Regions from separate parts of the Mus musculus genome. Here region 1 is linked to region 2. The links are chromatin loops, found by intact Hi-C in ENCODE. Cell type or tissue: gastrocnemius. All regions are shown on one strand.

What was found. A loop is a pair of places that touch in the nucleus more often than their neighbours do. Peaks named below come from ENCODE experiments on the same cell type or tissue, not always from the same donor. Only the 100,000 strongest peaks of a DNase experiment are listed, where the experiment ranks them.
Region 1: it touches region 2 in a loop (2.7-fold over the local background); 3 of 42 quality-filtered maps call a loop at or near these places.

Annotation. Positions count from the first base shown.
Region 1 is chr14:56,374,391-56,376,890 of GRCm38, forward strand. It overlaps Atp12a (ATPase, H+/K+ transporting, nongastric, alpha polypeptide), which reads left to right. Exons shown (of 23, transcript NM_138652.2): 9 at 37-235; 10 at 370-479; 11 at 1,748-1,882. Among named protein-coding and RNA genes, the nearest start is that of Atp12a, 11 kb to the left of the region's middle. In gastrocnemius, a CTCF peak has its summit at 1,553 (motif pointing right); a DNase peak (open chromatin) is centred at 1,557.
Region 2 is chr14:56,574,008-56,576,507 of GRCm38, forward strand. It overlaps Parp4 (poly (ADP-ribose) polymerase family, member 4), which reads left to right and starts at 1,612. Exons shown (of 35, transcript NM_001145978.2): 1 at 1,612-1,723. It also overlaps a transcript of Cenpj not described here. In gastrocnemius, a CTCF peak has its summit at 1,519; a DNase peak (open chromatin) is centred at 1,648; H3K4me3 peaks cover 1,702 bases; H3K27ac peaks cover 1,528 bases.

The DNA.
Region 1 (2,500 bases), 200 kb before region 2:
GATTGTCCCCAAAGCATCCTTCTCCCCTCCTGCTAGGTTACCCTGTCACTGACGGCAAAGCGGATGGCTAAGAAGAACTGCTTGGTAAAGAACCTGGAGGCCGTGGAGACGCTTGGCTCCACCTCCATCATCTGCTCAGATAAGACAGGGACCCTCACCCAGAACAGGATGACTGTGGCCCACTTGTGGTTTGACAACCAGATCTTTGTGGCTGATACAAGTGAAAACCAGACAAGTGAGTTTTGTGGAGCATCCAAACCCAAAGACAAGGACCCAAGCAAACGGGCTCTCTGGTCTTACCTGAAGGGTGTGACTAGGGCCTGTCAGACCCATCGCCCACATTAACCACTGTTCTTTCTCTGTGTCCAGAACAAGCCTTTGACCAAAGCTCTGGAACCTGGGCTTCCTTGTCCAAGATAATAACACTGTGTAACCGAGCAGAGTTCAGGCCAGGCCAGGAGAGTGTCCCCATCATGAAGGTAAGGCTGCTGCCACTCTAGGTCTTATGTCGCAGGCTGTACGAGGTCACTCTGTGCTCTACTTGCTTGATTTAGTCTCTTCCACTGGGCAAAGTTTGCTCTGGCAAGAGCAAATCTGACTCCGGAGATGAGCAGAAGGTCTCCTTCGCTCCATCTATCACTGAAAAGTTACAAGGATGTTTGTCAGAAATCCAAATTCCTTTTCATTCCCAGAATGTGTCTTGAACTTGATTTCCTGACTGCTGGAAGCTAGGTGGACATAATTAGAGTTCCTTGATGCCCAAATGTTATTTGCTGAACCACAAAATACAGTTGGATAGAAATAAGAGGTCTGATCTTACATAGCACATCCTCCTCTTGACTAGAATACAGGATGTCACGTGGTCTTGGAACACTGAATAAGAACCACACTCCTACTTTCTTCTCTCCCTCTCTCCCTCTCTCCCTCCCTCCCCTCTCTTCTCCTCTCCTCTCTTTCCCCCTCCCTTCCCTCTCCCTGCCCCCCACAAAGCTGATTTGTCCCTCTGTTATTTCTGTGCCCAGTCTGACTTCCAGTCTACAGGATGCCAAAATGTTCACACTGACATAGTCATTCTCCTTGTCTTTGGGCCAAAGGCTTTGGAGATTATCTTTGATTTTCTTCTACCTAGTGAGCCACCAAGTCCTCCCATTGTAGGTTTGAAATATACACAATTTCACACTTCTATTATGATCAGTTCTTGCATCTAAGTTGCCAGACAGCCTCCCGCCGACCTCTCCACCTCTCGCCGGCCTCCCCTGCTTTTAGCCTTCCTTTCCATCTTTTTCATCTGCCACTAATTTTTTAAATACTGATTAGTTTTACCTACATCAAAGTTTGCATAATTTTTTTCTGTGAGTCCCTGTTTTCTGCTACGTGAGTTTTGATGGCAGACTGCTTACTGTCTTACCACACACCCCTGGCAGTGCATTCTAGAAGACTTTCCCCCCCACCCCCCCTGAATATCTGTCTCCTAGTCATATAGACCATAGCTCAGGAAGCCCCATTACACAATAGAGCTCCCGCTTGTGCAAACTTCTATCATGCCTGTAGGTGGCGCCATTGCTTCATGTTCTTACATGCAATCCTGCAATCGCCGAGAGCCACTCGGTGGTGACTTTGTCTTTTCAGCTAGGCCATAAGCTTAGTCAATGTTGTTGGTGTGTTAAAGGCAAGTTGGTTTGTTGAAAACAGTCACAAAAGAACTAGGGGGCTGATGTGCTGTTAATGTTTATCTCTTGATTCCCAGAGAGTTGTGGTTGGAGATGCCTCAGAAACTGCTCTGCTAAAGTTCTCAGAGGTTATTTTGGGTGATGTGATGGACATTAGGAAAAGAAACCACAAAGTAGCTGAGATTCCTTTTAATTCTACCAACAAATTTCAGGTGAGTTTCCCCTCACAACTGACAATCTTTGTTTGTCACTAGAACAACACAACTTCTGTACTCATCCATTTGTGAATCTATACTCTAGACCAGACCTGGCTTCAAAGACCTTGGAGGGGTGGGAGATGTGGGCACGAGTATTGGCCAAACCAGGTCAGGTTTGCCAGTGGTGTCGTTGTTCTCCTCCTCTTCCTCCTCCTCCTCCTCCTCCTCTTTTCTAATCATGACTGTCCTCTTCAGTTCTGACCCATAACTTGTCTGCCCAGTTTCCTACTGCAGATGGCATTTCCTGCAGAGTGCCAGGCTACGAGTGAGGGGTGTGACTTGGGCTTTGAATAATAAATGTAGCCATGGTAGGTGATGCCAGCACACCTCACTCTAGAGCTTTTTCTTGGTGGTGCTGGGGTTTGAAGCATGGGGTCTCACGTGTGCTAAGCAAACTCTGCCACTGAGCTCTGCCCTGCCATTCAGAGAAGGAAGGACAATGGTAATCAACACAGGAGGCACAGGAGGCGCTTTGGTTAGGGTTAGGTTGGGTTGGGTTAAGTTTTGATTTAATTGGTTGACTTGATGTTTTTTCTTGGAAAAAAAAAACCTGACAAACCTATTTTCTTTCTA
Region 2 (2,500 bases):
AATTAAAATAAGTAGCACACAGCACATTATTCAACTGTTGACTGTGTGACCCCACCCCCACCCCCATTGATAAGCTGTGCCAAAACCATGAGTGGCATCATCCCATGGGCTAAGGACCTGAATGGAATTAAAGGGAAAGCAGACAATACTCATCATTTCACTTATTACCCTCTGACTGTGGGCAAGATGCGATCAGACACCTCCTGCTCCTGCAGTCAGACCTTCCCTGCCATGAAAGACTGTACACCCTAGGACTGTAAGCCAGCACACCCTCTCCTTCCAAAAGCTGCTTCTATCAGAGCAATAAGACAAGAAACTAGTAGTACAGTAAAAATGTCTCCTTTTCTGCTTTGCTTTTTAAGAACTCACTAAAGATCTTTGACTTCTGATCCTCCTGTCTGTACCTCCAGTCTGTAGGGACTACACACATATACCACCAACCCTGTTTTTAATACAGTATTAGGGACTGAACCCAGGGCTTCACACAGCACTTTAACCTGCTGAAGCATATCCTCAGTCCAGTAAAGACGTTTCTAGGGAGGGGGAGGTGGCTCAGTCCCTAGAGTGCTTGCCTGGTAAGCATAAAGACCGGAGTGTAACACACCCCCCCACCATTTTAAAAAGGAAAAAGCTGGAAGCTGGCTAGGTGGCTCAGTGGGTAAAGTATTTGCCCTACAAGCCTGATGACATGAGTCCTATACCCAGTCATGTCAAAGAAGAAGAGAAATCATAAGCACACATATGTGTATGCATGCAAACAAATATAGTATATTATATATACTATATATAAAGCCATATAATATACATATAAAGCCACACATAATGGTATGTGCTTGTAACCCCAGTGCTGGGAGGAAGAGACTGGTAGATCCTTAGTGCTCACTGGCTACCTAGCCTAGTACACATAATAAGTTCCAGATCATTTGGCACCTGAGGACAGCACCCAATAAATCATGTCACCAAAATTCACCTTTTACATTCAATTCTCTAGTCTAGACCTTATAGTCTCGTTTCATTCATCATATTCTGAAATTATTAATGGAATTATTTCTAAATCAGTCCCTACTCAGTACATTTCTGATTCTAGCGCCCAGGGCCCACACATGTGAAGCAAATAACCAGCTGAGCTGTCTAGCCCTAGACCCATCGTTTGAGCGTCTCCAATTAGTGATGGATGCTATTGTGCGCTTCAAACTCAGAAGTTCTCATTTTCTTCCACTGTTGCTGCTGAAAATCGAACCCAGGGGCCCACAAATGTTAGCCAAGCTTTCTACCAATGACCTAGCTCTTCAGTCCTAAATTCTCTCTGATGCCCCTTTGGGAAATTTGTTTCTTACCTGCCCTGGGATTCCAGCACCCTATTTAACCCCAATCCGTAATCATTTCTCTGTCAAAAGTCCCCATCCATCAAGTCTCCCAGATTCGAATTTTGGGTTTACTCCTACTGGCAATTTACACTCTGAAAAAGAAAGTGAAAGTCCTGAACGCTAGGCTGATCTGGAAAGCTGAGGCCACGCCTTCTCCCCAGCTGGACAGTCGCAGGACATCCCTCTAAGGGGCGTAGGTCCGGTGTTCAGGAGCCGCAGCCACGGTCCCGCCCCGCCGCGCCCCACCTAACCCGGCTGCGCCTGGAGCGGAAGCACCAAGGCTGGAACGCTGGCTGCGGAGCACGGAGGAGGGGACCATCCGACACCAGGAAGGGCCAGGCGGGATCTCCGAGCAGGTGCGTGGGTACCCCAGGAGGCTGTCTGACAGCCCGAGGGTCCCCGGTAGTCTCTGGTGGTCTTGACCTTCTGAGGCCTGGCTCAGGGTCAGCGGCCCTAGGAGGGGAGTGCCAGGGGAGGGGAGGTCAATGTTGACTGCGCCATCAGACCCACTGCTGTTTTGGGAAAATAACTGCAACAGAACGCAACATTTCTTTACTTTCTGAAAGTTGAGGAAACTTTTGGTAGAAGAAAATAACTCATTGAGGTCTGGAGTTGAAATTTAGCCGAATCTGACTAAGCTCCGGGTCCTATTAAGACAAAAAATAAGTAAAAAAGATGGGGTGAGTTAATTTGCAGTTTTAGCCAAGACTGGGAATAGAGAAATTCTTAGTCTGTCTAGGCCTTACCTATGGCAGTTACAATTTATGTTAATGAAAAAGGGGAAGGCCAGGAAATCCGCCCCACGTAGATTTGTCCTTAGGTTGGATTTATGCCTCTGTCCTACTAAAGGTACTTCCGGTGCTATGGCTATTCTTGGTTGTTAAATTGACGCACCTGGAAAAAAATGAACCTCAATTGAGAAATCGCCTCCGTCAAATTGACCTCTGGGGTGTGTCTGCAGAGCATTTTCTTGATTGCTAACTGAAGGAAGAGAGCTTAGCCCACTGTAGGCACCGCTTCTGGGCAGGTGGTCCTGGATTGTATGAGGTGAGCAGAAACAGAAAGCAAGCCAGTAAACTGCGTTCTTCCTTGACCACTAATTAATCTACTCACTTTACATGCCAATCACAGCC